Linked DNA regions of Mus musculus: region 2 is linked to region 1. Evidence: chromatin loops called from intact Hi-C (ENCODE). Cell type or tissue: gastrocnemius. All regions are shown on one strand.

Evidence for each region. Hi-C counts contacts between places; a loop is a spot of excess contacts. Peaks named below come from ENCODE experiments on the same cell type or tissue, not always from the same donor. Only the 100,000 strongest peaks of a DNase experiment are listed, where the experiment ranks them.
Region 2: it touches region 1 in a loop (10-fold over the local background); 35 of 42 quality-filtered maps call a loop at or near these places.

The regions. Positions count from the first base shown.
Region 1 is chr9:96,816,672-96,821,671 of GRCm38, forward strand. No RefSeq gene overlaps it. Among named protein-coding and RNA genes, the nearest start is that of C430002N11Rik, 54 kb to the left of the region's middle. In gastrocnemius, a CTCF peak has its summit at 2,074 (motif pointing left); a DNase peak (open chromatin) is centred at 2,074; H3K27ac peaks cover 213 bases.
Region 2 is chr9:96,571,447-96,576,446 of GRCm38, forward strand. It overlaps Rasa2 (RAS p21 protein activator 2), which reads right to left. Exons shown (of 24, transcript NM_053268.2): 9 at 4,840-4,941; 10 at 419-575. Among named protein-coding and RNA genes, the nearest start is that of Gm28729, 49 kb to the left of the region's middle. In gastrocnemius, a CTCF peak has its summit at 1,995; no DNase peak of the experiment used is centred here.

The DNA of each region.
Region 1 (5,000 bases):
GAAGGATGTTCACTGTTAGCTCTGTTAGCACCCACTCTTCCTCAGTGTGCTGGCTTGAATTAGATTGTCTCCCATAGGCTAGTATGTTTAAATATGCAGTCCCCAGTTGATGGACCTGTTTGGGAAGGATTAAGCGATGTGGTCTTGTTGGAGGAGTTGTGTCTAGGGGCAAGCTTTGAGATTTGAAAAGCCAGTGGTGAGCTTACTGATTGCCCGGTCTGCCTTCTGTTTGTAGTTCAAGATATGAGTCCTCGGCTGTTGTTATGGCCACCTGCTGCCTGCGACCTCTGCTCCAACATCCTGGAACCTGTGCTGGCTGGTTCTGTGTGTCAACTTGACACAAGCTGCAGTTATCGCAGAGAAAGGAGCCTCCCTTGAGGAAATGCCTCCATGAGATCTAGGTATTTTCAATTAAGGTATTTTCTCAATTAGTGATCAAGGGTGGGAGGTCCCCTTGTGGGTGGTGCTATTCCTGGGCTGGTTGTCCTGGGTCCTGTAAGAGAGCAGGTTGAGCAAGGCAGGGGGAGCAAGCCAGTAAGTAACATCTGTCCATTGCCTCTGCATCAGCTCCTGCTTTCTGTCCTGCTTGAGTTCCAGTCCTGGCTTCCTTTGGTGATGAAGAGCAATGTGGAAAATGTAAGCCGAATAAACCCTTTCCTCCCCACCTTGCTTCTTGGTCATGATGTTTGTGCAGGAATAGAAAGCCTGACTAAGACAAACCCCAAATAAACTCTTCCTTGTGTAAATTACCTTGATCTCAGCAATAGAAAAGTAATTAATGCACTTAAATTGAAGCAGCTTTGACAGGAACAGCAATGTGCCTAATAAACTCACTGCTTCCTTGGAATCAAGGAGCCCCTGTTCTGCCCGTGTGACGTCCGCAGGCATCTGAGATCCTGAGAGCATGCTGGACCCATTTGAAAGGATTGACACATGACTTTATTGCTTAAGCCATGGTGATCAGGTTTGGGTAGCATGAAACCTAACAGTGACCCAGATTGTTCAGGGGACTATTATGCGGTGTCCTGCTTAAGAACATGGTCCTAGCTGTCTCTTGTGACCCAGATGTAGCTGTCTCTTGTGACCCAGATGTAGCTGTCTCTTGTGACCCAGATGTAGCTGTCTCTTGTGACCCAGATGTAGCTGTCTCTTGTGAGACTATGCCGGGGCCTAGCAAACACAGAAGTGGATGCTCACAGTCAGCTAATGGATGGATCACAGGGCTCCCAATGGAGGAGCTAGAGAAAGTACCCAAGGAGCTAAAGGGATCTTCAACCCTATAGGTGGAACAACATTATGAACTAACCAGTACCCCTGAGCTCTTGACTCTAGCTGCATATGTATCAAAAGATGGCCTAGTCGGCCATCACTGGAAAGAGAGGCCCATTGGACACGCAGACTTTGTGTGCCCCGGTACAGGGGAACGCCAGGGCCAAAGGGGGGAAGTGGGTGGGTAGGGGAGTGGGGGTGGGTGGGTAAGGGGGACTTTTGGTATAGCATTGGAAATGTAAATGAGCTAAATACCTAATAAAAAATGGAAAAAAAAAATAAAAAAATAAAAGTAGTAAAAATTTTAAAAAAAAAAAAAAAAAAAAAAAAAAAGAACATGGTCCTAGCCAGGCGGTGGTGCACGCTTTTAATCCCAGCAGAGGCAGGTGGCTCTCTGAGTTTGAAGCCAGCTTGGTCTACAGAGTGAGTTGCAGGATAGCAAGGGCTATACAGAGAAACCTTGTCTTGAAAAACAAAACAAAACAAACAAAACAAACAAAGAGAACATGTTCCTTTAATCCAATTCTGCTTCACACCAGCTAGCTCTGTGAATCACCCAGTCAAACTTTTCTATAAAATGTGAACGATATAATACATTTGTTTTCATGTGTAACTCCTGAGTCACTGGCTTGTTTTACTTTGCCTTAGGCTTTCTCAGATGTTAGCATGGAAAAGCTTGCCTGTGGAAACTCCTCCATGACAGGCAAACAAGGGCAGTTTGTCGACTTCTTAAAACACAAGCGAACCTACTTTTCTATAAGGCAGACCCAACCCTAAAGACCAATAGCTTATTTGATGCTGCCCTCTAGTGGTTGAACACACTATCGCTCGCTACATTGTTTTACTTAAAGAAAAATAAGCCAGGATGGCTGGAATAGTCCCTAACCATTTAGACTTAAATTTGTAACTGCAGCGACCCCCATTTTTAATTTACTGACATCCTTCTCCAAACACAACATCTGGTAGGACTGCTGCAGAGGCCATAGGAAACGCCCCTTACTAAGGCCGCTCAGTCTCTTCCAGGGAATAGAGTGGCCAGAGCCCCTGTGTCTACCTAGGCTGGACTCAAGGCAGACTATTTAGAAAAGCATTCTCCTCTCTTGGAAGACTCACGCAGCCCATGTAGGGAGGCAGGACTCTCACTCGGCTGACACATCTGAAGTCAGCCCCAAGGGTATCCTCCTGCTGAGGGTACCGCAGCCCTGAGGAGTTCTGTTCCTCTTGGTGACCCTTTCCTCACGGATGCTCATCTGTCCCAGCTGTTAGCCAGGCCTCAGCAGCTAGGAGGGCCTGGTCATGCCTGTGTATTCGGCTGATTCCTCATGGACAGATTTGTGACTGAGCTAGCTCCTGGTAGGTGTGAACACAGGGCTACACTCCTGATACTCAGTTGCAAGTCTTGAGCCATGAGGATCGGGCTGGCATCCCACTAGCCACTACTTTACCCTGTGTATCTGCAGCTACATTCTATCTAACACATCAGGGTGACCTACCCAGCCTGGGATGCTGAACCCGCCTCGAGGGGCTTTCTGAAGATTCAGCGAGGCGTGTATCCCCACCTTTCCTGTCCTAGTTCTTGGGTTCTGAAAAAGGGATTTACCGAAGACTTCTTCCAAGTCTAATTCTGCTGAGCCTATGATGAAAGACCTTCGATCAGGTGTTTAGTAGTTTTCTTGGAAAGCCATTTATTATTGCTAATTATTACCACCAGGCCAGCAGCACAGGCCTGTACTCAGGAGGCTGAGGCAGGAGGACCTTGAGGTTACGGTCTGATGGGAGGCTAAGGCCACCTGGGCACATCACTGAGCTCCTCTTTTGAAAGAGGAACACGGTTGTGGATGTGGCTTAGTGGCAGAGTGCTTACCTAGCATGTGCGAGGCCCTGGGTTCGATTCCTGGCACTAAAACGAGTAAACTCTAATTCCAATAGCATATAGTTGAGTTTGTTAAGTCTGTTCAAAGCGAAGCTTGACAAAGAATGCTCAGCCCAGCGTGGTAACGGCCACTTGCAGTTCCAGCACAGGGAGAAAGGAGAGGCAAGGAGCCGAGAAAGGGGCCTGGGGGGGGGGGGCGAGGGGGTAGGGGTCTGTGTATGTGTGTGTGGGGGTGGAACATGAAGTTGAGTAGGAGGCAGAAATGAATCTGGACAAGTTGGAAGATGGGGCTGCATATGGTAAAAAATGTTTTATATGAAATTCTCAAAGAATAAGAATGTTTTTATTTATTTTTGAATTATTTATTTTATTTATATGAGTACACTGTTGCTGTCTTCAGACACACCAGAAGAGGGCATGTGATCCCATTACAGATGGTTGTGAGCCACCATGTGGTTGGTTGCTGGGAATTGAACTCAGGACCTCTGGAAGAGCAGTCAGTGCTCTTAACTGCTGAGCTGTCTCTTCAGCCCTAAAAACGTTTTAAAAACAGCTAAAAAGGGCCGGGCGTGGTGGTGCACACCTTTAATCCCAGCACTCGGGAGGCAGAGACAGGCGGATTTCTGAGTTAGAGGCCAGCCTGGTCTACAGAGTGAGTTCCAGGACAGCAGGGCTATACAGAGAAACCCTGTCTCGAAAAAACAAAACAAAACAAAAAAGCTAAAAAAAAAGTCTGTCATGACACTCTTGAACCTGTACTGACACAAATGTACACACATAAACATGTCACACATAAAAAGATAAATAAAATGTGTTTTAAAAAAGAATATAAAAAGAATATCTATGTTCTATAAAATTTAATTTTTGTTGTTTCTATAAAATATACTAGTCTATTCTGTATTTTATAAAATGAGCTGTCTGTCTCTATCTACACATCTCAAGATGGAAATATCTACAAGACATACTGCTGAAGAAATTAATGAGAAAAACTTCTAAGTTGATGCTAAAGGAAGCAATTTAATAAAAATACATTCTTTAAAAAATTTTTCTAGCACTCAGGAGACAAAGGCAGGTGAATTTCTGTGAGTTTAAGGCCAGCCTGGTTTACAGATCAAGTTCCAGAAACACAGAGAAACCTTATTTCAAAAAACAAAACAAAATTTATCAATCAATTTTATTTTTGTGTTTCCTAGGATGAATATATGTTTACCATTTGTGTGCCTGGTACCCACAGAGGTCAGAGGGTGTCAGATCCCCCAAACCAGAGTTGTGATCATGTGGGTGCTTGGAATTGAACTGAGGTCCTCTGGAAGAGCATCAAGTGCTTATATCCACTAAGCCATCTTGCCAGCCCCCTAAAAAATATACCCTTAAAATCAAGTCCTGGAACAAAAGATCTAGAATGATCTTGTTCCTATTTTTTAATATTTGAACATCCCCATAGAAAATTTCAGAGCCATGTTTGTCCAACAGTTCAAAGTACTGCTTCCAGAAGATGTATATCGAGACATATCTGATGTTGGTCCATTTCCCTATAAAATCCTTAGGCTTTCTAAAATCATTTCTTTTGCATGCTACAATAAGTATCCTGATGCAGGTAGTCTCCAGATAGCTCCAAGTTGAGGGTTGTTTGGTGGGAAGACCACGGCATGCTCAGAGGGTGGAACTTTCACCCCCATCACTCAACCTTCAGAGATGGGAGGGATGTCGTAGTCATATTGATCACCAGTAGCCAAAGACATAATCAATTATGCCTATGCAATGAAATCTTCATAAAAACCTAACAGACAGAGTGTGGAGAGCTGGGCAGCTAGATGCAAGAAATTAATGGACCGTGGCTCAGCAAGACAGTATTGGA
Region 2 (5,000 bases), 250 kb before region 1:
TAGCTCCTTCATTGTGGATCCTGTGCTCCATCCAATGGATGACTGTGAGTATCCACTTCTGTATTTGCCAGGCACTGGCAGAGCCTCTCAGGAGAGAGCTATATCAGGCTCCTGTCAGCAAGCTCTTTTTGGCATCTGCCATAGTGCCTGGGTTTGTTTATGGCATGGATCCCCAAGTGGGGCAGTCTGACCAAGTTCAGAGCAGAGACTGAAGGAACGACCATCCAGAGACTGCCCCACTTGGGGATCATATAAGATTTTTAAAGTAGTTCCCAGAGCTGACCACAAGGGCTCCTCCGACATGTGGACGGATGAAGCTGACCGTTTTTCTGGGTTTATCCCTTGAAGCTTTGTACCTATATACAAATCCAGAACAAATCACAAAACACTTGGGGAAAAAAAAAGATTTTTAAAGTACCTGAACATCTGGTGACTTTAGCAGCAAAGTTTTCAGCGGTCCATAGTACTCTGATGGAAGCACGCAGTCTTCTGTATAGCAGAGAGTTAACAGAAGAGATCCCAGGTCATCGGTTTTAGATGATTTGTTTCCATTGTCTCTTGGCTGTAGCAAGTACCTAAAGTAAAAGTACAGCTGATGGTACTACACGTGATGGTAGTGAGTTAACGAGCAAGCGGGATAAGTAGACAGCTGAGCTACTGAAGAAGAAACCACGGGCCAGGGCCAGACTGCAGCTCATGGGCGGACTGTGTTCTCAGCACATTCAGCCCTCACTGTGCCCACGAAATAAGAAGCACAGAGCAAGTGGTTACTGGCGAGGATGGGACCTGAATTAAGGCTGTCTGATTCTAGAGTATAAGTTGTAAACCACCATCAAGAGTCAACGCCTATCTATAGTGTTCTACTACACTGTTGAGTAAACATACAGGCATAGTACAGGTGGGCATGTGGTCGTGTGTGCACTTGGGAGATTATGACTCCCAGGCCACACAGAAACCCAGGTTCAATACAACAAAACAACGAATGAAAATATATACATGCATTTGCCTATGAATATAGAAAATATTCCCAGAATCTAGAGAACAGAGGCTGGCTCAGAAATAGGACCTAGGCAAGTGGCACTGGGGAAGGAGGCAGGATTCTCTTTTACATCTTTTTACCTAGGAATGGTGTAATTTCTATTAAAAAAAACTTATTTAAAAAAACAATCAAATTATGTTCTATTATCTACACATGGCAAAATGAAAATTAGCTAATATCAACACAAAAAAGACAATGCTAACGTCCAATCTAATTATCACCAATTAAAAAACAATCAAGGTTAAGGAGGTAAATCACTCCGAGTATGAAATGTGTGATGCTCTGAGTGCGGCTGGCTAGCACGAGACTGTAGTCCGTTTCATTCTCCCAGGTTCCCCCACCACCAAGAACCGACTCAAGGTAAACAGAGATGCCTTTACTTCAATACCCAGAAGGCAAGTGGTGGAAACAGAGAACAATTCCTGCAGGCATTCACAGGCTGCGCGCGCAAGGGACACACATAAAAGTAATATGTACATAAGGGCAACAAAAGACGTCTTAGAAAGCAAGGGAAAGTGGCATGAGTCATTGTATTATAATCTGCAAATAAAATTAAATAGGAAGTAGAGCTGGAGAGATGATGCAGCAGTGGAGACCACTTGCCGCTTCTGTAGAGGACCCACATGTTGGCTCACAACTATCTCTAATTCCTGTGGCAGGGCATCTGACACCATCTGATGACCCCCACAAGCACCAGGCATACATGCAGTACACAGACATACATAGAGCAAAACACTCATATACATAAAATAGAAATCTTAAAAAAACTAAACCATCAAAAACCAGTTTTTAGACATACAATATAATAGGCAAATACTAATGGAAATTACTGGAAAAAAGAAAATAGAAAAACTTAAAGCAAGAGTACTGCCTACTAATAAGTTATTATGACCCTTTGCAATATCAACGTTAGAAATAACTATGCCTGAATGGAATGAGGTTTTGTGCAGTTATCTTTAATACCACTAGAGGATGCTACAGCTCTATAAGTGATAAAGGAGATCAAGATCTTCAATTAAAATGGCATTAACATTTTTATACTTCCATACAATGTACATTAATTCATATACATTAGCAGATTCTTCTCTTTTATGCTACATAAATTTTAGCATTTATGCTTCTGACAGACTACTTTAAATTAAAATATTTTTATTGGAGCCTAGAGAACTAGCTCAATGGTTGAGATCATAAACAAAGAACGAGTTCAATTCTTAGCAACCAAAATCAGGCAGCCACAAATCACCTGTGACTCCAGCTCCAGAGGATTCAACGACTCTGACCTCAAAGACACCAGCACTCAAGAGCACATGAAGTATTTATACTATTGATAGAAGAAATTGAAATAAAGTTACTTATTGTCTGTTAATATTCCAAGTTGGCCAAGGTAGAAAGTTCTGTCAAATTTGAAAGTATATGGAAAGACTGTGTCACACTGTGGGGGCAGGTCTGAGGCTCATTGTGGAGGCCCCTGGGAGACACAACAACTCATTTTTTCTTCTGTACTAAAGGTATGGAATGTTATTTTCAAGACTTAAAAACTGAGTTCAGGAATTTTCATGGAGAAGGGAGGAAATATGACATGGGGGCAGGGGAGGCAAACGGTAATACATTTTTCTCAACAATTAAAGTCATTTTTCTCCTTCTCTGGATGCATTTAGAAATTAAAACACACAAAATGTTTTTAGAGAGACTAATACATTTAGATTTGCATTGGAAGAGTTAAAAAATAAAATTTGAAAATTAGTCTAAAATACAGTCTCTCTAAGGAAGGCTATGGAATAGCAGAATCCCAATGAGGACTGTCTGGTGGCAGGCTCCTTTAAAGGCAAGTGAGACCAAAGAGAAACGTCTAAGTCCTAGGTCAGCTGGAGTGTGCACAGCTTAGATCTCAGCACTTAGAAGGCAAAGACAGGTGGATCTCTGAGTTCAAGGACAGTCTGGTCCTCATAGTAAGATCTAGGCCAGTCAAGGTTAAATAGTGAGATTCTGTCTCAGAAACTAAAACAATAAAAACAAAAACAAAAACAAAAACCCAACCCCTAAACAGTCAACACCAACTCCTCTTCTAGGCAGCTGAGTTCTAAAGAGCGGTTCTTATGTTAACATCCCAGTGTGTACAGACCACGTTATTTAAATTCATTTACTCATCAACAGACGGTTTGCTATTAAAGAGTGAAATCCTATCACTTATGGTAACCCATCTGGAACTGGAGGTCATTTTATCATGTGAAGTAAGGCACAGAAAGACAAAGGCCACAAGTTCTTATTCCTTTGTGAAAACTAAAGTTGATCCACATAAAAACAAAGACTGTAAGTTGCTAGAGGCAGGAGGGGAGATCATCAGAGAAAGGTATTATTATTAGAACGGGCTCTCAATGCAGCGTGGGAGTAGCAGCTCTGTTTATAATCCAACAGGTTCACTATGGTCCGTAACAACTGATGTCACGGTTCAGCACAGTCTAATTCTCCAGCATCCAACATGGAAATGGTATTTGAGAGATGGAAATGCTGACTATCCTGATTTGATCATTACACAGTATATACAAGTGACTATTACACTTAATAAGCAGGCACAAATATTACATTTCATTTTAAAAAGTGACCTTTAAAGGGAAGAGACAGAGGTCAGAGAAATGGCTCAGCTGATAAAGTGCTTGCTCTGCAGAGCATGAGAATCCGAGTTTAGGTTCCCAGCACCCATGTAAAAGCTGGGTTTAGTGGTGTGCACATCTGCAATCCTTGCACGGGGCAGGAAAAGACAGGCAGTCCCTGGAGCTCACTGCCCACCCAGCCTAGCTAATCAGTGAGCTCCTGGTTCTGAAGTCCTCTCTTCAGAAACTGAGAGTGACTGGTGAACATATCCAGTGTCAAGTCTGTTCTCTATGTGCGCATGAGTGTAAGCATACCTACATGCTCACATAGCAGCATCAACAAGCACCAACAACTGAGAAAGCATGATCCTACATACCAATCAATCTAGGAAGAAACATGGGCTCAGACACACGAAGAGACAGAAAACACTAGTTTTTAAGGGCTATAGAGAAAAAGTTTCACATTGAAATAAGTATGAATTTAATGTCAAAACATTAAGGTTATTAACATTAATGTTATTAATTCAGTATCACTATTAGAGCCATGAAAAGGCCAAATGACATTATAGTCAATACCCCACACTCAGAAAACACATCGAGGTTATCTGCATTTGTAAATGTGTGATAACTGAAAATCATACACTGCCTCACACAGAAGACTGCTGTGTCTTCTCAATAAGCCCTCTGCTTTCTACCCACAATTCTTTGACCGAAAAGCATCCAAACTGCAGATGATGACATGTGATCAAGCATCAACGAGCGGTTCATTCGATGTCTTAATGTTTCTCATTTCTTAGATTTAAGACTTTATTTTTAGTGTGTGTGTGTTTGTGTGTGTCCATGTACAGGTGCCCATCAAGACCAAAGAGACCAGTGGATTCCTTAGACCTAAAGTTAAAGCCCTTTGTTTGAGAGATCTGAGGTAGGTGCTAGGATCTGAAACCCCGTCCAAACTGAGAAGAGAGTTCAGCTATTTCTACAGCCCCAAGATTTTATTCTTAAACAGAAAAATATTCCTAGACAACTAAATTCTTTATCTCAGTATCACAGATCAAGTGATACAACTATTAAAGTACTTATCTTTCCTCTAATAACAAATTCATAACCAAATTAATATCAGTAACTTTTTACTTATTTCCAGCAAGCATATATTTATATTCTTTATTAAAGAGAATTAAATTTGGTTCATTAGAGTATCTGTCTTCTTACCAGGCTTGATGAAAGGAATCACTTCTTAACACATTGACAGGAACCTTAATCTCTCCCAGGAAAACATCTTGGACTAGGTTTTCATTATTCCACAAGTCAATCCTGAAAATTGAAAACCTAGCATTAGTTTTGGCAAACCACACTGAGTAGTTTCAAGTGAT